Regions from separate parts of the Homo sapiens genome. Here regions 1, 2, 3, 4, 6 and 7 are each linked to region 5. A link is a contact called in ENCODE Hi-C or POLR2A ChIA-PET data. All regions are on one chromosome and are shown on one strand. The core of a region is the stretch at or near the end of the contact, and the rest is flanking DNA. Distances in the headings are between cores, read along the strand shown.

Region 1 (3,124 bases), core at 625-3,124, 440 kb before region 5:
GTGCTCATCCCACAGGTCCCAGCAGCGGTCAGAAATCACACAACCCCCATGAGACTGTGGAAATGGCAAGATGGCAGGGAATCCAGCACCACTGAGCAACTATTCTGTGCTGCTGGGAATGCTGAACCAGCCTGTCCCGTGACGCCAATCTCTTATTGTGCTTTATATTCCTAGTACCTGACCTACGGGTTGATACAGCAGGTATCCAATAAGCACTAAATTAACAAGCAGTTGTTAATTGCTAAGTCGTCATCTGATTTTTATCAAAAGAAAAAAAAACCGGTCAGGCTCACGCCTATAATCCCAGCACCTTGGGAGGCCAAGGTGGGCGGATCATGAGGTCAGGAGATCGAGACCATCCTGGCTAACACGGTGAAACCCTGTCTCTACTAAAAATACAAAAATTAGCTGGGTATGGTGGCATGCGCCTATAGTCCCAGCTACTCGGGAGACTGAGGCAGGAGAATCACTTGAACATGGGAGGCGGAGCTTGCAGTGAGCTGAGATTGCACCACTGCACTCCAGCCTGGGCAACACAGCAAGGCTCTGTCTAAAAAAAAATAAAAATAAAAATAAAGAAAAAAGAAAACCACTTCCACCTACAAGTACTGCTACCGCTTTGCCCATTTGAGGGCACCCAGCTTCATAACTAGAAAGAGAAGTTTACCAACCATAAAAGTATCCCGTCATATATTCCAAATTCAAATACACGATTTTACTTGTTTTTAGTCATTGTTCTTTGAGAAAATAACCAAGAAGGAACACACTTGCAAATGAACATGCTGGCTGAGTTTTACACATTTGCATAGTTCCGCAGATGTTAACAACTCTGCATGTATAGAAAACAACCATACATTCATCCACTGTTAGAAACCAAGTAGGTGGAGCCTTCTCTACACAGCTGCTAGATCTCATTTAGAAACAGAGTTAAAGCAGAGAATTCTTTTTTTTGAGACAGAGTCTCGCTCTGTTGCCCAGGCTGGAATGCAGTTGTGCAATCTCGGCTCACTGCAAGCTCTGCCTCCCGGGTTCACACCATTCTCCTGCCTCAGCCTCCTGAGTAGCTGGGACTACAGGCGCCCACCACCTTGCCTGGCTAATTTTTTGTATTTTTAGCAGAGATGGAGTTTCACCGAATTAGCCAGGATGATCTCGATCTCCTGACCTTGTGATCTGCCTGCCTCGGCCTCCCAAAGAGCTGGGATTACAGGCGTGAGCCACCGCGCCCGGCCAGAGAATTCTTATTGGGATGTTACGTCTCACTAACTTTATCTCAAAATTGGTTCTTTTATTCAAGATGTAGATTACTTTCAGGAGTTGTCAAAAACATCATTGAACTAGTTTCTTTTTCTGTAAGAAACAGCCAATCAAGTTGGCCAAAAAATGACCATAGGCTTTTGGAAAGTCTCATCTTGAGGCCAAATGGGTAGCTATTTGATTCAGTTACATGATCACACACTGCCAAAGAGTCAACATTAAAGTCCATTATATAATCCCTTTAAATGGCAATACTAGATTTAGACGCTTTACAGACTATGTTTTTTTCAATCTTCACAACAAACCCAGGGGAAATAACGTTTTCTTTTTGTAAATGAGGAAATGGAGGTTCTCAGAGCTGACATAGCCTGCTCAAGATTCTAACTAAAAAGTGGGAAAGCCAGAATTCAAATCCAAGTTTCACTATGTTACACTGCCTCAGATGATAAAGTGGTCATTACACTGCTCAGAAAGAAAAACGAGAATTTTTACAAGTTACTACAATAGAACTGTTTTATTAAACATATGACTGTATTTATTTTGTACAAAATGCAGTAACACTTCTTCTTTTCCTCTGCCCCTGGAGGCACTACCGCAGAACTTCATGTTCACAGAAACACACGTCATGGCAAGTGTGTCAAAAAGTCATGACAAGCAGGAAAGTGCAATTCTGAAAGTAATGCCACACAACCAAAGTGGGAAATGAAAACAGGCAGAGGCCAGCAGGTTTCTCGGCTAGGGCTCTGCCTATAACGCCCTGGTCCTGCTCATCTTTCAGCAGTAAACATTTTAAGAAGAGAAACTCCTGAGCACTATGTAAGTACTCTCCTGGTAGCATCCTTCCAATTCCATCTATCTTGATGTTGTAACAAGCTTATTTGTAACTTCCTCAAGAAATCCCACCCTGGATTGCATCCCTGTCAATTGCCCATCTCCCTCTGAGCTTCAAACAAAACAAAATAAAACAGAAGAGCAGTAAGTTTCAAAAGGAAGTCAGAGGAGACATTTGATAGATGAAACCTACTTCCTAGAAGCCCCCTGGCCAGACATATGCAGAGCTGGAGACAACAGATTGTGAAACTAGGTCCAGCTGTAAAATATCTCAGGTACCCAGTTAGATCCAGTTATTCTGCATCTGTGGATTTAAAATGGTCATCATCCACAGTAGAATAGATGTGCCCCTCATTGCTCAGAAAATCCACAGCTTGCCTAGAAAGAAAGAAGAAAAAAAAAAGGTCATTTTCAGGCCAATTCAGAAGGAAACTGCCTTTTGGATATGGCCAAATATGCAAACTTCGCTTATCTCCCAACTTTCTACCTTAGCTAAGAATTCACAAGTATTCTGCACATAGAAAGCTCTCACAGGGAGAAATGCCAGTAAAATAGCAAAACAGAGCTTATTCATGGAGACAATGGCTATTAGGGCTGTCTTGGATCCCTCTCCCAAATTGTGCAAAGGAAAGACAACAGGGCCTCACTTAAATACAGTCTAAGCAGGAAAACAAGGATCTAAAGCTGTAGTCACACTTGCACACAAAATCTCCTAGTAGAAACCACTGTCTTTAAAAGTCCCCCTTTTCCAGCCACACACTGAAACCCCGTTGGTCCCTCTCAGGGAAGTAAAGTTGTGGGAAGCAAAGGAAACACTCTGAAACCTTCAAACCCTTCAAGGTCCTCAGGGTTAGTGTCAGTAACGTATTTAATAGCCACAATCTACAGAGCACCTAAGTAACAGCAGTTCTCTACCTCATCAGCACGCAACTCTGAGATAGGAATTATTATCCTAATTTTACAGGACAGGAAATGGAATCAGCCCTGAGCATTTCTTATCTATCTAGGCCTGGCAGGTCAATTGATTTATAGTAAC
Region 2 (3,035 bases), core at 231-2,730, 340 kb before region 5:
ACAACAATAAAATCAGCTGACAGAAATAATTTAGATTCTGGTGCAAGCTCCTTCTTTCATCACCAACCAATAGCATATCTTTTGCAGACTGGTTGACCACACTTTGAATTGCACTGCTTAGAACATGACATCAAGAACCAAAGTGCGAAAAATTAGTGTTACAGCTAGAAGAGTCCTTAGCATTTCTAATCTCTCTGTAAAGAAACGAAACCCAATGAAAAAAAGGGCCCTAAGATTACACAGTAAGTTTGCAGCTTTTGGTCTTAAGAAGTCTTTCCACTACTCCACAGAACTTCCATGGTGACTACTTGTCCACTTGCTTCAGAACATGTTGACATGAAATTCCAGGTTGAATGACTAATTCTCCATACTGTACTTCTGAAACAACTCCAACTGATAAGACACTAAAACACTACCCAAGACTAGATATCTAAGCACAAAAGAGAGCTCATATGATGGGAGCCTGCTCTCAGACACTTCAGTTAAAATATTCAAGCAGTAAATCTGGATCTGAATTTTCTACAGTGAAGGTTAAAAAAAAATCCTGTATTCTATTAGTAATACTCCATAAAAGCAGATGGCATTTTTGTGAGGAGGAGAACTGGAGTATAATTTGTTTTCAGATTGATGGTTCCACAATGTAAGCCTAGAATTAGATGACTCTTAACATTTTGGATAAAACAAAACGACAACAAAACCAGTACCTATATATGATATACTCAACTAATACATGATGTGGCGCTTTCATCAATTCATATTGTACAAAACATACAGCTGGCCATTAATTTTAATCTATTCTCCAAAGTAGGCTCAGAGGATTCTCACACAGGGTTACATCGCTTTGTTCAGGAAACCAGGTCCAGGCATTGGGCAGGGAAAAGATAAAGAGACTCAGGCTGTATATGAAAACTAACAAAAGAAAGGCTAATGTTTGTGAGAAAGAAAATGCAAAAAGATGTGGAGTTACCAAAATAAAAAATACTGGCTTTGAATCATGAGAAGAAATAAGCAACAAAAAGGGGAATCTGAAAAAAGTAAATTAGATTCCTGAAGTCTGGAAGCCCATGATTTTTATCTGGTATTAGAGAGCTGTAACTGAAATGAACCAAATTGATCTGTAAAGTCTTGTTCCTACTTTCTGCGCCATATTGTAAGGCAGCATAGTATAGTACAAGGGCTCTTGACCTTGAGTAAAATACCTCTAGGCCAGCAGTCCTCAACCTTTTCAGCACCAGGGACCAGTTTCGTAGAGGACAATTTTTCCATGGACCTGGGTGGGGGGCGAGAGGTTTCGAGATGAAATTGTTCCACCTCAGATCATCAGGCATTAGTTAGATTTTCATAAGGAACATGCAACTAGATCCCTTGCATGTGCAGTTCACAATAGGGTTTGTACTCCTATGAGAATCTAATGCCGCCACTGATCTGACAGGAAGTGGAGCTCAGGCAGTAATACTCACTTGCCGGCCTGCTCACTTCCTGCTATGTGGCTGTGCTGCCTGGTTGCTAACAGGCCGCTGACTGGTATCAGTCTGAGGCCCGGGAATTGGGGACCCCTGCTCTAGGCAGGCTATGTAATCCCTGAATCTTTGAGCAACATTTTGTATGTATTTGTATCTTTGATGGTGATGGTTTACAGTTTTAAATATTTTCTCAAAAGAGTACCTCACTATAAAAGGAGCTGCATGAAAGTGCACTGGACCAAAAAGTTAGGGAATGTGAATTTCAAACATGGTATGGTTACAAATTTGCAATGTGACCATGAATAAGCTGCCCCCACTACCCCTATGATGGACATCACTTTTCTCAACTGTAAAATGAGGAATTCAGATTAGACTTCTGTCTCTTTTAATTCAAACAATCTATGATTAATTAATTCTAAATAATAGAATTTTAGGCTTAGTGGCATCTGGCATTTGAAATATTTCTGGTCAGAAAGAATTTCCAAGATTCTTTAAATCACAACACATTGATACTACCAACCTACAATCCTGGACCTAGATTTCTGTCCACGAAAAGTTACTAGCTAGTTCTACTTAACTTGTCCTGATAGTTATATAAACCAGCCAAAAAAAAAAATGTGGCACCCTATTAACTAGCGTTGACAGCAGTTGTGATACATGTCATCAAACATAATCTACAGAACATGTTTCCTTTAAAAAGGCATTTGTCCAAAGACAACAAGAGAACTTTCCAAAATTATGCTTAGAGAAGCCCGTTAGAAATATAGAGCTTCCTCCCAAAAGGTTTCAACCAAACCTCTATTTTTTTAAATACAGAGTTTAACATATAACTGTGGCATAATTTATAAGCAGTTGTCATGGGGAATCTAAGGAATCCCTGGAAAGAAAAGGAGGAAACCAGGAAGAAACAGAGAATCAGACTGGTTATATGCCACACTTACCACCCACGTTGCTTTTATGCTTATCATAGATTTCTCTCACTTTCCGGTAGCGGAAAGCTAGTTTCCTCATCCAGTCCACACCTCCCTGAACACCCACAGATGAACCATGGCTGCCACTACCTCCTGAGCCACTGAAACCATCTGTTGAGAAACTGTAGTTGCTGCAAGGAGAGAAGATAATAAAAATTAAAATTTATACAGCATAAAGTTTTTGTTTGAGTGCTATTTGGTTGGGTTCTTGGTATCTGATAAATAAGGCCAATGGCTTTAAGGATCTTCTTCCTTAATCTCTGTATGTCAGAGTCTATCTTTCATTAGTTCTCTATCTCACACTTATTACTTCTATCAAAGAAAGGACTGAAATGAGAGAGGGAATGAAAGGTAGAAACAATTCAAGCACCAGCATTCCTTAGAGGTTGACTTGGGATAAGGCATCTTTTTCACTAATGACAGAAAATAACCACACAGTGAAAAAAGCAGAATATAAAATTTTGTGAGTACACTTACACACACAGTGATTGCAACTATGTAAAAAGGAGAAACATGAAAAAATAATGAAAGGAAATAGGCTAAAATGCTAACAATGGTAAGATAATGGCAGATATTTCCTTAAGTGATCTGCTGGCTGGTT
Region 3 (2,762 bases), core at 122-2,621, 450 kb after region 5:
CCGCCTGGATTCAAGTGATTCTCCTGCCTCAGCCTGCTGAGCAGCTGGGATTACAGGTGCCTGCCACCGTGCCCGGCTAATTTTTGTAGTTTTAGTAGAGACAGGGTTTCACCTTGTTGGCCACGCTGTTCTCAAACTCCTGACCTCGTGGTCCAGCTGCCTTGGCATCCCAAAGTGCTGGGATTACAGGCGTGAGCCACCGTGCCCGGCCCTATTGAACTTTTTTTAAAGGCAATTCTTCAAATTGCAATGGATTATTAAACTGGGACTTATTACCAGGGTAAGTGGAGAATTATTGAGACTAATCAAAACACTTAACCACTTTATTTTGTCCTCACCTTTTAAAAAGCTACATGTGAATGAATCCTCTGGAATTAGAGGGCTTCCACTTGACAGTACTTCAGCTAGGGTATGGCTCAGTGCTCATGGGTTTACATCCTTTCACGATGTCTCTGTTAAGCCTTGTAAATAGAGACCCCAAAACGTTAGAAGTCCTACCTAGAATGTTTGAAGTCCTGGTTCCCACACCTTGGAGCTTTCTCTACCAGTGAGAAAGTAAATGCTCTTGTAATAAAAGTTTTCGGCCGGGGGCAATGGCTCACGCCTGTAATCCCAACACTTTGGGAGGCCAAGGCAGGTGGATCACCTGAGGCCAAGAGTTCGAGACCAGCCTGGCCGATATGGTGAAACCCCGTCTCTACTAATGTCTACTAATAATACAAAAATTAGCCGGGTGTGGTGGTGCACGCCTGTAATCCCAGCTACTCGGGAGGCTGAAGCAGGAGAATTGCTTGAACCCAGGAGGAGGTGGAGGTTGCAGTGAGCCGAGATCATGCCATTGCAGTCCAGCCTGGGCGACAAGAGTGAAACTCCGTCTCAAAACATACTAAAAAAATTAAGTTTTCGTTTTTCATTATGGAGCTAACATTGCACTTGATGTTACCACTTATTTGACTTTTATTTGAAAGTTGACTTGTGGCCTGCGTGTCATGAATGTTTTGAAAATGAGAGTGGAAGTAAAGGTGTCCCTAGGATTCAGATCTGTAAGTCCACTTGCAATCAATTTTTTCTGCTTTAGGAAGCAATGCCACTTTGTCATGAGCATCGCTCATCGCTAGTGGTTTCTGGGCAGCTGGTGCACCTCCTTACTACTGAGAAGCCTTTGGAACTGTGATGTTTAATTACAGCTGCCGGGTTTGCACGTGGGAAGCTGACATGGTGTGGTGAAAGCCAGCGGTCTTCAGCTAGTGGAGGGAATTACAGAAGGTCCCACGCCCTTTAGGGCCCTTGGCTCCGGGTTTCCGGGACAGGCTCTGGAGCTCCGCCTGCGGGGGCCGGGCTTGGCGGCTGGACGGCGCGTGCGCCGTGCCTGCGGATGGAGGAGGGCCACCTTCTGCCCGGCTGTAGCCAGGTTCCCTCCATGCTTCCCCACCCCGTCGCAGCCTGGTTTTTGTACGCCTTCTCTCTGACGGCGGTTGTGCCACCTTGAGCTGCGGCTCAAGATGGTGTCCGCCCTTGCTTCTGCGCCTGTGCGGAAGCGCCCGGCCCTCACCTGCGCAGGTGAGCTGGGTCGTCTGAGAGGGAAATGGGGTTTCACACCACCCTGCTAACCAGGCAAAGATGACATTCGTGTCATGTGTAGCTTATTGCTTTCTTCGGCCTCTTCAATAATGCTCAGACATGAGGCTTGGTAAAGGTTGGAAAGCTGTTAGCCGACCTGCGGGCCGTGGGTTCATGTACTCGAAAAAGTTGAGGTGCCTCTGAAGGGCAGCTCCCCGAGGAAACTCCCAATTTTGCTGCCCTCTCCAGGTGTGCGTGTGAGTGTACTCATCTGTTGTTTCCATGTGTTAGTTAACCTGTATTTTGTGAGCTCCTGTCGCTACTATTGTTGGGCATTGGGGAAAAGAGAAATAAATGAAGATTCTTGTTTTCTCAGCATCCTGTTTAAGGAATATACCATCTTATATTTGGCGAGCTCCATAAGAGCAGAGCTACCCAGAAAACTGCCCCTATCTATATTGGCGTTTTTTCCCTAGCTTTTCTTTATCTCTGGAAACCACAGGAGCCCTTCGCCTCTTCATCGTCCTCCACAGCTCAGCTCTCTCTCATAGGCTGTCTGTGCCATCCTTCAAGAGGTCTGTGATACTGGGCAGGTCAGAGAATTGCTCTGTGCACGCATTTTCTCGTCCGAAAAAGGAAATTGCCTCTGAAGCCACTTGATGGTATGAGTTTTACAGGGATTTAAATTGACGTTACTGGTGCTTTTTTTTTTTTTTTAAATGGAATCTTACTCCATCTCCCAGGCTGGAGTGCTATCTCCCAGGCTGGAGTGCAGTGGCACGATCTTGGCTCACTGCAACCTCTGCCTCCAGGGTTGAAGCGATTCTCCTGCTTCAGCCTCCCAAGTAGCTGGGATTACGGGAGCCCGTCACCATGCCTGGCCAATTGTATTTTCAGTAGAGACGGGGTTTCACCTTGTTGGTAAGGCTGGTCTCTAACTCTTGACCTCAGGTGATCCGGCCACCTCCGCCTCCCAAAATGCTGGGATTACAGGCGTGAGCCACCGCGCCGGGCCCCAGTAGTGCTGTTCTAATTTAAAACAAACAAACAGCTAACACAGTTCAGACAGTTACACATGCAGAATAAAAAGTGTGTACAGGCCGGGCGCAGTCCATCCTGGCTAACACGGTGAAACCCTGTCTCTACTAAAAATACAAAAAATGAGCCGGGCGTGGTGACGCGTGCTTGTAATCCCAGCTACT
Region 4 (3,177 bases), core at 456-2,955, 500 kb before region 5:
CATACTTGCCCAGGTAACTGCTGAACAGACAATGCCATTAAAACCAGAGGCCCTCCCGTCCAGGAGGGAGGTGGGGGGGGGGTCAGCCCCCGCCCGGCCAGCCGCCCCATCCAGGAGGTGAGGGGCGCCTCTGCCCGGCCGCCCCTACTGGGAAGTGAGGAGCCCCTCTGCCCGGCCACCACCCCATCTGGGAGGTGTACCCAACAGCTCATTGAGAACGGGCCATGATGACAATGGCGGTTTTGTGGAATAGAAAAGGGGGAAAGGTGGGGAAAAGATTGAGAAATCGGATGGTTGCTGTGTCTGTGTACAAAGAAGTAGACATGGGAGACTTTTCATTTTGTTCTGTACTAAGAAAAATTCTTCTGCCTTGGGATCCTGTTGATCTATGACCTTACCCCCAACCCTGTGCTCTCTCCACTCAGGGTTAAATGGATAAAGGGCAGTGCAAGATGTGCTTTGTTAAACAGATGCTTGAAGGCAGCATGCTCATTAAGAGTCATCACCACTCCCTAATCTCAAGTACCCAGGGACACAAACACTGCGGAAGGCCACAGGGTCCTCTGCCTAGGAAAACCAGAGACCTTTGTTCACTTGTTTATCTGCTGACCTTCCCTCCACTATTGTCCTATGACCCTGCCAAATCCCCCTCTGCGAGAAACACCCAAGAATGATCAATAAAAAAATAAAAAATAAAAAACCAGAGGCCCTGCTAATGGTCTCTTAAAACCAGCTGGTGATCTAGGGCAAGCGAGCAATCCTTATGCTTCCTTGCCCTATAACCAAAAGCAAAAAATCCTTTTTAAAAAAATTAACCATTTGAGCCAAGCACAGTGATGATTTGGACCCCTGCTTTCTGACTGGACCTGCTCCTGGCTCCTGCTTGTCCAGAGTTTTCATAAACAGACTAGGTGACCCCTAATGCAGATTCCCTGACAATCTACAGGCCTAAACGTGAATTAGAAAAAAGTGAGTAGGGTGCCACTTTTTGGAGAAGGGCTGAAGAGAAACAATAATCACTCCAATCTCCGAGTTTTGCCCTTTAGCTTCTCCGCTTTGAGGGCAAAAGGCTGACGGTCTTAACCTAAACTCTGGAGGAGGATGTAGTCCCCAGATTTTTTCTTTCTTTACTTTTTTTTTTTTTTTTTTTGAGACGGAGTCTCGCTCTGTTGCCCAGGCTGGAGTGCAATGGCGCGATCTCGGCTCACTGCAACCTCTGCCTCCCGAGTGCAAGCGATTCTCCTGCCTTAGCCTCCCAAGTAGCTGGGATTACAGGCATGTGCCACTACACTCGACTAATTTTTGTATTTTTAGTAGAGACGGGGTTTCACCATGTTGGTCAGGCTGGTCTCAAACTCCCGACCTCAAGTGATCCGCCCGCCTCAGCCTCCGAAAGTGCTGGGATTACAGACGTGAGCCATCGCGCACGGCTTAGTCCCAAGATTTTAGAGCCAAGAAGCGTTTGCAGGAGGACGTAGGGAAAGACTGACTCCCCTCCCTACAAAGCCCCTTTTCCTTTGACACCTCCTGGCCAAGGAAAACCCTAACCACTGGAGACTTCCAGAGACGGCCAACTCGCACAAACGCTGAAAAAAAAAAAATCCCAAAAGCTCCTCTGTCCCCACTAGAAGCACCGCCCCCCGTACGGGCGTGCGTGAGCGTGCGTACGCACAGGCTGCTGGGATGCCGCTTTTCCCTTCTCGGTCTTCCAGTTTCCCGGCGTGCTTAGGGCGCGCCAAATGGGAGGGGGAGACGCAAGATGGCGGCAGCCGCGAACTCCGGCTCTAGCCTCCCGCTGTTCGACTGCCCAACCTGGTGAGTGGCGGGGCGGCCAGGGCTAGAGTGGCCCGGCCGGAGCTAGCCTGGGCTGGAAGGGCGGCTCTTTTTTTACTTTTCTGCTGCGAGCCGAACGGCTCAGAAACCCCGGAATGGTTGAGGAAAAACTGTTTGCTGCACCGGGCCGGGCGACGTGTTGAAGAACCGAGAGCCTGGAGCCCAGGCCCAGGAACTGAAGAAACCCGGGGTTGGGGGCTCAAAGGCGCTCACTTAGGCAGCCCCTTTGAGCGATTAGCCAGTCGCCGGAGCGCTTCGAGGCCTTGGCCCGAACTTACGCCCAACTCTTGACTGAGTGCCTGGTGCTCTCGTGGAGCATCGCATCTGGCCCCTTCCTGTACGTCCCGAGCGCGCTCGAGCCAGCCCCGGCCCCAACCCTACCTCCAAGCCCCGCATCCCTCTGTGGTTGCTGCATCCCTCGTGCGGCACTTGTCTGTCTGCCACAGAGAATACGAGGGTAGGTTAGCGCCATCCCTGCCCTCAGGGAGCTCCCAGTCTGTGGCACTAGTAGGCATTAGTAATGGTTGGCATGAACCCTTTTTATCCCTTCGAAAGTTCTTGGGAATAATGAAATAATTTAATTTGGTCTTTGAGTAGGGTACAAGTTGAATAAATATGAATTACCTTACAAGGAAACGCTTCTGAATTAAGAGTTTTTTTCTGCTGTAGCTCATCGCAGTGTATTGTTTGTTGCTTGTCTCTGTCTCCCGTTGTATTGCCATCCTCAAGGGCAAAGACTGCATCTTTGTATTCCCAGCTCCTAGGCCTGAGTCAGGCACATAGTAGGAATTCAGAAAGTATGTTTTGGATGTAACATTCCTCCTTTTTCCTGGACAAAATGGCCTTTTGTCCGGTGCATTGTCCTTTCCATAGAGGAGGGGTTGGGGCAGGATTGTGAGATGACTGTGTTGAATCTTCAGTTAGCTAGACAAGGATACGTTTTTTCATGTGCAAATCTAAAGGTTCTAGTGAGGTGGTTCTTTTTTCTAACTTCAAATTAGCAAACCCAAAAAGCAAGCAAATGTGTGGCTATTTTCTGGATCGCTTTGCACTTTTGTAGTAGTTGCTTCAGTCTACAAATTCTGTATCCATTTTGATCCCTCGCTGTATTGATTTCAAATTTGGGCCGAGATAGCAAACATAGTTAGAAAGCACTGTTTTTGAGATCACCTACCCTTTCCTTAGGATCTGGTAGGTACCAGGCACCGTTAGGTGCTTTGACATATGAGTCTCCCTTGAATGGTATGGCTGTAGGATATAGAGGAAACGTCCCCTAATCATGCTGTTGTAGAAAGACCTGTTTCAAGGGTAACATATTCATTTGGTACCTGGTTTCATGGGGCA
Region 5 (3,012 bases), core at 442-2,941:
CGATAGCCACCCAAGACATCTGTGACTCCTTCATCTCTGTCTTTACCTCTGGTTAGTCATTAAAGAATTATTTTCCATATATATATAGAGGACAGAGTCTTGCTCTGTAGCCCAGGCTGGAGAGCAGTGGTGCAATTTCAGCTCACTACAACCTCTGCCTCCTGGGTTCAAGCAATTTTGGTCTCTTGACCACCTGAGCCACCTGAGTAGCTGGGACTACAGGCGTGTGCCACCACACCCGGCTAATTTCCTCTTTTTACTTTTTTTTTTGAGCCGGAGTCTTGCTCTGTCGCCCAGGCTAAAGTGCAGTGGTGCGATCTCGGCTCACTGCCAGCTCTGTCTCCCAGGTTCACACCATTCTCCTGACTCAGCCTCCCAAGTAGCTGGGACTACAGGCGCCCGCCACTACGCCCAGCTAATTTTCTGTATTTTTAGTAGAGACAGGGTTTCACCGTTAGCCAGGATGGTCTCGATCTCCTGACCTCGTGATCCACCCCCCTCGGCCTCCCAAAGTGCTGGGATTACAGGCGTGAGCCACCGCGCCTGTCCTCTTTTTACATTTTTAAAATCTTTTTCTGACATTTGTTTCTCAGCTGGAGTTGTACCAAAGCGCCTAACTGGTCGTTTTTCTTTAATTTTTTTCCAGACAGGATCTCCCTCTGTTGCACAGGCTGGAGTGCAGTGGCGCTATCTCAGCTCACTGCAACCTCTGCCTCCTGGACTCAAGCAATCCTCCCACCTCAGCCTCCCAAGTAGCTGGGACTGCAGGTGCGAGCCACTACGTTCAGCTAATTTTTTGTATTTTTTGTAGACACAGGGTTTCACCATGTTGTTCAGGCTGGTCTTGAATTCCTGAACTCAAGCCATCTGCCCGCCTTGGCCTCCCAAAGTGCTGGGATTACAGGCCTGAGCCACCGTGTCCGGCCTGGTCTTTTTTCTCTAGGCTCTCTCCTTTCCCAAACTTTTCTCCATGTTGTAGCCAGGGTTCTTTTAAAGCTCACATGTATTCTTTGGTATGGCACTGCAGAGTACTCCTGGATCTGGACCTACTCCTTTTCCAGACTCTTTTTTTTTTTTGAGACAGAGTCTCTCTCTGTAGCCCAGGCTACAATGCAGTGGCGCGATCTCGGTTCGCTGCAACTTCCGCCTCCCGCGTTCAAGCGATTCTCCCACCTCAGCCTCCCTAGTAGCTGGGATTACAGGCGCGCGTCACCATGCCCGGCTAATTTTTGTATTTTTAATGGAGACGGAGTTTTACCATCTTGGCCAGGCTGGTCTCGAACTCCTGACCTCAAGTGATCCGCCTGCCTCGGCCTCCCAAAGTGCTGGGGTTACAGGCGTGAGCCACCGCGCCCAACCCCTCAGTTCTTTTTTCTTTTGAAACCCACTATAATCTCTGTAAGTCCTATCAGTTCCAAGAGACTTTCTACACAAATACATCTCCAGGTTGTCAAACCTAAAAAGATTTTCCTAGAGCATGGCCTATGACGTCAAGGATCCAGGTAGCGCCCGGAGGAAAGCGCCAAAGGAGGCCGCCATCTTTCATACAGCAGCCCGGAATTTTGCGCATGCGCCTCTGATTGTCTGTCCGCAATGAAGCTCTTCGGCCTTCTCGGCACCCATACGTTTGGGAACGGCAGTTTCGAGGTTTGTGAGACGTCGGCTTCCGACCGGAAGTGAGAAGAGGAGGAAGTTGGCTGGTTGCACCGATCTGGGGGCTTCCCGGGCTCGGGTAACCGGAGTGCTGGTATCTAATCGTCGCTCAAAAGCTCCTAGGTGCGCGGGTGGATATAATTCCCGGCTTCTCGAGAAGACACTACAGCCTCAAGGAGGTGTGCTTCTAGTGTTTAATTGGATACGTGTTATGGATGCCGGCTTAGAAGGACCTATATACCATCATCTTAAAATAACTTCCCCTTGGCTCTCTCTCTCTTTTTTTTTTTTTTTTTTTTTTTGAGACGGAGTTTCGCTCTTGTTGCCCAGGCTGGAGTGCAATGGCGCGATCTCGGCTCACCGCAACCTCGCCTTCCGGGTTCAAGCGATTCTCCTGCCTCAGCCTCCTGAGGAGCTGGGATTACAGGCGCTCGCCACCAGGCCTGGCTAATTTTTTGTATTTTTAGTAGAGTCGGGGTTTCTTCATGTTGGTCAGGCTGGTCTCGAACTCCCAACCTCCAGTTGATCCGCCGGCCTCGGCCTCCCAAAGTACTGAGATTACAGGCGTGAGCCACCGCGCCCGGCCTTGGCTCTCTTTAAAAGGCATTTTTAGGCTAGCCGCAGTGTGGTCTCCCGCCTGTAGTAGTCCCAGCTACTCGGCTTGAGCCCAGGAGTTCGAGGTTATAGTGAGCTAGGAACTCCCCACTGCACTGCAGCCTGGGCTACAGAGCGAGATCCTGTCACCAAAAAAGAAAAGCGTACGGGGGAAGGCATTTTCAGAGAGATAGAACGCCTAGATGTTAGTTTGGTCCAAACTCTGCTACCAACTTGCTGTGTGTATCCTTCTGTCCCTCTCCAAGTCTCAATATCCTCATCTATAAAACGAAGGTCCCTTAAGTCACTTTTTCAGTTCTTCTGAATTTTGTTGCCTCTTTATTATCTCGTTTGAGCCACATAGCCTTGGGAGTTAAAAATCACTGGCCTTTGGCCGGGCACGGTGGCTCACACCTGTAATGCCAGCACTTTGGGAGGCCGGATCACCTGAGTATCACCTGAGGCCAGGAGTTCGAGGCCAACCTGGCCAACATGACGAAACCCCGTCTCTACTAAAAATACAAAAAAAATTAGCTGGGCTTGGTTGCGGGCGCCTGTAATCCCAGCTACTCGGGAGGCTGAGACAGGAGAATCGCTTGAACCTGGGAGGCAGAGGCTGCAGTGAACAGAGATTGCGCCATTGCACTCCAGCCTGGGCGACAAGAGTGAAACTCCGTCTCAAAAAAAAAAAAAAAAAAAAATCACTGGCCTCATTTTATAAGGAAGACATTGAGTCCCAGGGTGAGGGGTTATAGATAGGACTTT
Region 6 (2,784 bases), core at 249-2,748, 370 kb before region 5:
GGACATGGTGACCTACTTCATGAACCTGAGCCAGGCGAATGCTCAGGGGACGCCGCGCTGGGAGCTCGAGTACCAGCTGACCGAGGCCTATGGGGTGCCGGACGCCAGCGCCCACTCCATGCACACAGTGCTGGACCGCATCGCTGGCGACCAGAGCACACTGCAGCGCTACTACGTCTATAACTCAGTCAGCTACTCTGCTGGGGTCTGCGACGAGGCCTGCAGCATGCAGCACGTGTGTGCCATGCGCCAGGTGGACATTGACGCTTACACCACCTGTCTGTATGCCTCTGGCACCACGCCCGTGCCCCAGCTCCCGCTGCTGCTGATGGCCCTGCTGGGCCTGTGCACGCTCGTGCTGTGACCTGCCAGGCTCACCTTCTTCCTGGTAACGGGTAACGGGGGCAGCGCCCAGGATCACCCAGAGCTGGGCCTTCCACCATTTCCTCCGCGCCTGAGGAGTGAACTGAAATAGGACAACCGAATCAGGAAGCGAAGCCCCAGGAGCTGCAGCCATCCGTGATCGCGCCACTGCACTCCAGCCTGGGTGACAAAGCCAGACTCTCTCCAAAAACAAACCAGAAACAGAAAAGAAATGACGACCCAAGACCCCCCTACAAGCATACTTCTTTTGCGTATTATGTTTAACTCACAAAACAAAGCTCATCATGCGTTTGATTCTGTGTTGTGTTCCTTTTCTTTTCTTTTGAGACGGAGTCTCGCTCTGTCGCCCAGGCCGGAGTGCAGTGGCGCTATCTCGGCTCTCTGCAACCTCTGCCTCCCGGGTTCAAGCGATTCTCCTGCCTCAGCCTCCTAGCTGGGACTACAGGCGCGCGCCAACACGCCCGACTAATTTGTATTTTTAGTAGAGACGGGGTTTCGCCATGTTTGCCAGGCTGGTCTCGAACTCCTGACCTCAGGTGATCCGCCCGCCTGGGCCTCCCAAAGTGTTGGGATTACAGGCGTGAGTCACCGCGCCCGGCCTCTATTCCCTTCCGTATGGAAATGAGGTTAACTCATTTGCAGGAACCTAACGCCCGCCCTCCCCCGACTCGGATCGCTGGCGTGAACCCAGCGGCCCCGTGCTCTCCGGGTATCCCTGGATCGAGGCGCACGCGTTGTTGCAAAGTCTCGCACTTAGGGATTAGAATGTGCCTTTGCGTTTCGTTTTGTTTTGCAACAATACAGGTGTGAGGGATCGCAGCCCTGGTCCAGGCTCTAGTCTCCCCGCCCTCTCGCTTTCTTGGGCCTCCGGGCGCCTCAAAGGTAAAACTAGGCCATTTGAAGCCTGCGAAGCGAAGGGCAGTCGGTCTTCAGGCCTAGCGGGCTTGGCTGGGCTGGGTCGGTGGACCCCTGGGCTGGCGGCGGGAGCAGAGCATCGAGCGGCTTTTAGCTGGGGTTCGGGCGGAGGACCTGGGACAACCGCGGGCCTCGCTCCTCCCCGGACGGGGCGGGACGGGGAAGTCCCGCCCACCAGGCCCAGGCCCCGGGCCGCCCCGAGGGCTGCGCCCACCTCCTTCCTGCCTCGGCAACCCCGGGCCCTGAGGGCAGGCCCCAACCGCGGAGGAGCAGGAGAGGGCGGAGGCCGGCGGGCCATGCCCTGGTCGTCCCGCGGCGCCCTCCTTCGGGACCTGGTCCTGGGCGTGCTGGGCACCGCCGCCTTCCTGCTCGACCTGGGCACCGACCTGTGGGCCGCCGTCCAGTATGCGCTCGGCGGCCGCTACCTGTGGGCGGCGCTGGTGCTGGCGCTGCTGGGCCTGGCCTCCGTGGCGCTGCAGCTCTTCAGCTGGCTCTGGCTGCGCGCTGACCCTGCCGGCCTGCACGGGTCGCAGCCCCCGCGCCGCTGCCTGGCGCTGCTGCATCTCCTGCAGCTGGGTTACCTGTACAGGTGAGTGCTTCGCCCCGGGAGGGGAGGAGTGTCGGAGCCCAGCACCTCCGTCAGCTGGGTCACCTGTACAGGTGACACGCCATATGCCGGGAAGGGGACTGGGAGAGGGAACCAAGTCCTGTGGGCGCCTGGCCTACAGGTGAGCGTGCAGCCCTTTACGGAAAGGGAATCCCGGTAGACTGCCTTCATTCTAGCCCTAGCTTTCCTGGCACAGGCGAAGAAACTGAGGCCCAGGGAAGAAAGGGAGGCGCATGGGCTTTGAAGTCGGACCTCTCAGGGATCCACTTCTGGCTTTGCCCCCTCTCGCCTCACTTCTGCATTTCTCTGAGCCTCAGTTTCCTCCTGCGTAGAAAGGAGGTAGTCACCCTGAGACAGGTGTGACGGGCAGGCCTGTTGTGAAGAGTGAGCGAAAGAATGAGAAAGTGCCTCGCACAGTGCCTGGCCTGTAATGGCAGGGGCTGCGGACTCAGTTCAGCATCCCATGTTTCAGCATGGGCAGGGCCTTGGGAAGTCACTGACCTCTCAGTGGGGCTGTTTGGTTGCTGTTCCCATTGGGATGGGGATAGCGCCTGCCCGTTTGGTGAAGATGCAGTGAAATGACATCTGTCCACTGCCCTGGCTCAGAGTGAGCACTCAGCAACCTCAGCTGGCTTCTTGACCTGGGCCTCCCTGGGAGTTTCAGCAGCCCTGACCCCACCACAGCGCTTGCCCCTCACAAAGGCCGCCTCTCACCCTGTCTGCCTGGTTGTATTCTTCCCCCTGAAACTTGGCTTCCCACCCCAGACCCAGCAAGAGGGCAGAGATGGCCTCTGACTCATCCATGCCCATGGAGCCAGCCAGGGCTGGGCATAGGCTGGGTCCTGGAAAATGTGTGTGGATTCTGCTCCTTTTTGGAC
Region 7 (2,954 bases), core at 45-2,544, 470 kb before region 5:
GGAAGGTCTCAGCACGGGCAGTGAATGGTCAGGTTCAGATGATAGAAAATCCATGGGGTAGCAGGTGAATAAGGGGTCCCTGGCCTCTCATGAATCTCTCCACGCAGGGAGACAAGCAGGTGTTCTAGTGCTCTCTTTCTCACAGCTTAGCAGATCTAGAGAAAAGTCCAGGTGTTTCAAGAAGACTGAAGACGGCTGGGCTCAGTGGCTCACACCTGTAATGCCAGCACTTTGGGAGGCCAAGGCGGGCGGATCACCTGAGGTTAGGAGTTCGAGACTAGCCTGGCCAACATGGCGAAACCCCCATCTCTACTAAAAATACAAAAATTACCCGGGCATGGTGGCGCACACCTGTAATGCCAGCTACTCGGGAGGCAGAGGTTGCAGTGAGCAAGATCGTGCCACTGCACTCCAGCCTGGGTGACACTGCGAGACTCTATCACACACACACACAAAAAAGACTGAAGAGAGAGTTCTCCGTTAGTTCTGCCTGTGGGAGGGGAGGGGGGGCTTCAAAGAGCATGACATTGGATGTCTCCACGTGGTGGAGGGGAGGGTGCTCCACGCAGGGGCTACTGTGGGAGCACAGATGGGGCAGAGTGGACTAAAGTCTGGCATATGCCGGGGTGGAGGGAAGGTCCTTGAATGCCTGTGGAGTTTGGATGTTCTCTGTGGAGAGGGAATAAAACCATTGCCTGTTCCCTGGAGGGAATTGGATGCTGAAGCTTCTACCTTTAACAGGGGCATGGGTGCAGTTCCAGCCTCTGCCAGCAGGCTGGGCCCTGTGCCCACTTTTGAAAGACCTTCAGGGCTGTGGGGCATGAGATGAGAGAGGGAGGGAAGATAATCTGGCTCACTGCCGGGCACTTTATGTGACTTACCTCCTTAATTCCCCCGGGCACAGCCCTGAGAGGAGGTTGGCAGTGTCTGCATTTTACAGATGGGGAACTTGAGGCTCAGGGTACACAGACCCAGGTCACAGCCCTGGCAAGCCATGCAGTGGGGATTCTAGCCCGGCCCTGAGGTTTTGGAGCAGGGACGGTGCAGGGGAGTCTCCAGCCCAGGCTCCTCCCCTGCTCTTTCCACATCTGTGACAGGCTCTGGATTTTGTTCCCTGAGTTTTTTTCCTTCTCGAGTTCCTGTCCCCTCTGTCTCTATCTCTGTCCCCTTTGTGGTATGTGGGGCTTCAAGTACTACTGAGTCTCCACAGCTGTGCCAGGTTGGGCCTGGGCAGCTCCCCATAGAGGCTGGCGCCCATAGCCAGGGGCAGGGTTACCAGCAGGAAGTGCACCCCTGAGCCCCTCACCGCGGCTCCCAGCCTGCCTGCCTCGGTGGCCCCCACATCCCCGCCTCCCCAATCAAGGCATCTGCTCCCACTGTGCCCCATCCTGTTGGCAGCAGTCCTCCCTCTCCTTTGGGTCACTGGCAGCAGCATCCAGACTCACCATTACTGTCCTCTCCTTCATGGAAAATTAAGCAAACCCTCTTGATTCCACTCCCCGCCAGCTGCCCCAGCCGCCCTCCCATTTCTCTGCTCCACTTTCTGTCCCTAGTTCCTCTCCTCCATTTGCTGTTGAACCTACTCCAGGCAGGCTCTTCCCCCAACACTCGCTCCCTCCACAGTTGGTCATGTTTGCTTCTCTGCGGCCCCTCATTTCCCTCTGAGTGAGAGCCAGCCTCACCCTGCCCTGCACGCCGTCACCCTCCCGTCACCTCTCTGCTTCCCCTTGCTCGCTCCCCTATAGCCCATGGGCTTCTGGCTGCTCCTTCCACCCTCAGGGCACATGCCTGCCCTGCCCCTGTGGCTGGGCCTCTCTCCCAGGCATCAGCAGGGCTCCCTCGCTCCCTGTCCCTACGTTGAGAAAGAGAAAAGCAGGCCCTGACCTCCTGGAGCCCGCCTGGAGCCCAGCGGGGCTTCGGTATTCTCCAGCTGAACCTAAATGACTTCACAGGACATCAGCAACAGACAAACCACCTGGGACCACGATGGATCACGACACAAACAGGGCCACTCCACAGTCATGTCTGAGCACAAATAAAACATGAACAATGTCCAAGCCACAAAAAGGACCAATCATCCCTGCAGTGGGTGTTGACCTGTAGGCCCTAAAACATTCATCCAGGACCTCAGAATGTCACAGTTGAAGTAGGATCTTTGCAAGTGTAATTAAGGTAAGGATCTTCAGATGAGATCGTCCTGCATTAGGATGGGCCCTAATCCAGGAATGACCTAATAGGAGACAGAAAAGGAGGCCGGGAGTGGTGGCTCACGCCTGTAATCCCAGCACTTTGGGAGGCCTAGGCGGGTGGATCACGAGGTCAGGAGTTTGAGACCAGCCTGGCCAACATGGTGAAACCCTGTCTCTACTAAAGATACAAAACAATTAGCCGGGCATGGTGGTGTGCGCCTGTAATCCCAACTACTTGGGACGCTGACGCAAGAGAATTGCTTGAACCCAGGAGGCAGAGGTTGTAGTGAGCCAAGATCACACCACTGCATTCCAGCCTGGGCGACAGGGAAGACTCCATCTCAAAAAAAAAACAAAAAAAACAAACAAACAAAAAAAAAAACTGGAAAAGGAGAAGACGGGGACACAGAAGGAAAGGCCATGGGAAGATGTGGAGGTTAGAATGATCTGTCTACAAGCCAAGGAGCACGAGGATTGCCTCAGAGCTTTCAGAAGGAACCAACCCTACAACACTTTGATTTCTGGCCTCCAGAACTGTGAGAGGATACATTTATGTTGCTTTAACCTGCCAAGTTTGTAGTCATTTGTTACAGCGGACCCAGAAACGAATACAATCCCCCTGTCCTGGCTCATAGGAGACGCTGTTGCTTCTTACTGATCACAGCTCTAGCTTTGGTCTAGTCTTGCCTCCCTCTAGATAAAATGTATTAATGTCCTCAGCCATAGAAATACCCTTGCTTCTGCACAGCATCCAATCCAGAGTGA

What was found. A loop is a pair of places that touch in the nucleus more often than their neighbours do. ChIA-PET counts read pairs that join two places held with the same protein, here RNA polymerase II (POLR2A). Pooled maps may share reads with other maps.
Region 1: a loop to region 5 is called in a pooled map, with 4 times the contacts of the local background. The contact joins the enhancer-like site here to the promoter of MED18 in region 5. A Hi-C loop is called at or near these places in 2 of 50 pooled maps. POLR2A ChIA-PET finds 5 or more read pairs at or near these places in 4 of 52 experiments (B cell, CD4-positive, alpha-beta T cell, HEK293 and 1 more).
Region 2: a pooled map shows a loop between it and region 5 (3-fold over the local background). The contact joins the enhancer-like site here to the promoter of MED18 in region 5. A Hi-C loop is called at or near these places in 3 of 50 pooled maps. POLR2A ChIA-PET finds 5 or more read pairs at or near these places in 2 of 52 experiments (activated CD8-positive, alpha-beta memory T cell and naive thymus-derived CD8-positive, alpha-beta T cell).
Region 3: a pooled map shows a loop between it and region 5 (2.9-fold over the local background). The contact joins the enhancer-like site here to the promoter of MED18 in region 5. A Hi-C loop is called at or near these places in 1 of 50 pooled maps. POLR2A ChIA-PET finds 5 or more read pairs at or near these places in 5 of 52 experiments (CD4-positive, alpha-beta memory T cell, CD8-positive, alpha-beta memory T cell, WTC11 and 2 more).
Region 4: a loop to region 5 is called in a pooled map, with 9 times the contacts of the local background. The contact joins the promoter of PPP1R8 here to the promoter of MED18 in region 5. A Hi-C loop is called at or near these places in 10 of 50 pooled maps. POLR2A ChIA-PET finds 5 or more read pairs at or near these places in 8 of 52 experiments (B cell, CD8-positive, alpha-beta T cell, HepG2 and 5 more).
Region 6: a pooled map shows a loop between it and region 5 (8-fold over the local background). The contact joins the promoter of XKR8 here to the promoter of MED18 in region 5. A Hi-C loop is called at or near these places in 7 of 50 pooled maps. POLR2A ChIA-PET finds 5 or more read pairs at or near these places in 2 of 52 experiments (activated CD8-positive, alpha-beta memory T cell and activated naive CD4-positive, alpha-beta T cell).
Region 7: a loop to region 5 is called in a pooled map, with 2.9 times the contacts of the local background. The contact joins the enhancer-like site here to the promoter of MED18 in region 5. A Hi-C loop is called at or near these places in 1 of 37 single-sample maps with no recorded cell type and 4 of 50 pooled maps. POLR2A ChIA-PET finds 5 or more read pairs at or near these places in 3 of 52 experiments (CD8-positive, alpha-beta T cell, HepG2 and K562).

Annotation. Positions count from the first base shown.
Region 1 is chr1:27,889,782-27,892,905 of GRCh38, forward strand. RPA2 (replication protein A2) reads right to left here. Exons shown (of 9, transcript NM_002946.5): 9 at 1,743-2,466. The coding sequence ends at 2,382. Among named protein-coding and RNA genes, the nearest start is that of THEMIS2, 19 kb to the left of the region's middle. RefSeq lists a silencer at 984-1,053. Within about 2 kb of position 1,875, at least 9 of the 41 ENCODE cell types and tissues checked have a DNase peak (open chromatin) inside an H3K27ac peak, as active enhancers do; they include B cell and CD4-positive, alpha-beta T cell, where a contact is called at or near this core.
Region 2 is chr1:27,990,996-27,994,030 of GRCh38, forward strand. It overlaps EYA3 (EYA transcriptional coactivator and phosphatase 3), which reads right to left. Exons shown (of 18, transcript NM_001990.4): 14 at 2,405-2,565. Among named protein-coding and RNA genes, the nearest start is that of XKR8, 33 kb to the left of the region's middle. Within about 2 kb of position 1,481, at least 8 of the 41 ENCODE cell types and tissues checked have a DNase peak (open chromatin) inside an H3K27ac peak, as active enhancers do.
Region 3 is chr1:28,773,985-28,776,746 of GRCh38, forward strand. No RefSeq gene overlaps it. Among named protein-coding and RNA genes, the nearest start is that of OPRD1, 37 kb to the right of the region's middle. RefSeq lists an enhancer at 1,173-1,467. Within about 2 kb of position 1,372, at least 22 of the 41 ENCODE cell types and tissues checked have a DNase peak (open chromatin) inside an H3K27ac peak, as active enhancers do.
Region 4 is chr1:27,829,077-27,832,253 of GRCh38, forward strand. PPP1R8 (protein phosphatase 1 regulatory subunit 8) reads left to right here and starts at 1,706. Exons shown (of 7, transcript NM_014110.5): 1 at 1,706-1,815. The coding sequence starts at 1,760. It overlaps LOC124903885 (a long non-coding RNA gene), which reads right to left and starts at 2,707. Exons shown (of 2, transcript XR_007065562.1): 1 at 1,673-2,707. RefSeq lists enhancers at 1,185-1,970, 1,844-2,013, 1,971-2,755 and a silencer at 1,634-1,713.
Region 5 is chr1:28,327,349-28,330,360 of GRCh38, forward strand. MED18 (mediator complex subunit 18) reads left to right here and starts at 1,692. Exons shown (of 3, transcript NM_017638.3): 1 at 1,692-1,832. RefSeq lists enhancers at 1,726-2,233, 2,234-2,741.
Region 6 is chr1:27,958,475-27,961,258 of GRCh38, forward strand. It overlaps XKR8 (XK related 8), which reads left to right and starts at 1,499. Exons shown (of 3, transcript NM_018053.4): 1 at 1,499-1,888. The coding sequence starts at 1,596. It overlaps SMPDL3B (sphingomyelin phosphodiesterase acid like 3B), which reads left to right. Exons shown (of 8, transcript NM_014474.4): 8 at 2-678. The coding sequence ends at 364. RefSeq lists a silencer at 1,370-1,759 and an enhancer at 1,440-2,003.
Region 7 is chr1:27,857,448-27,860,401 of GRCh38, forward strand. No RefSeq gene overlaps it. Among named protein-coding and RNA genes, the nearest start is that of THEMIS2, 14 kb to the right of the region's middle. Within about 2 kb of position 1,295, at least 6 of the 41 ENCODE cell types and tissues checked have a DNase peak (open chromatin) inside an H3K27ac peak, as active enhancers do.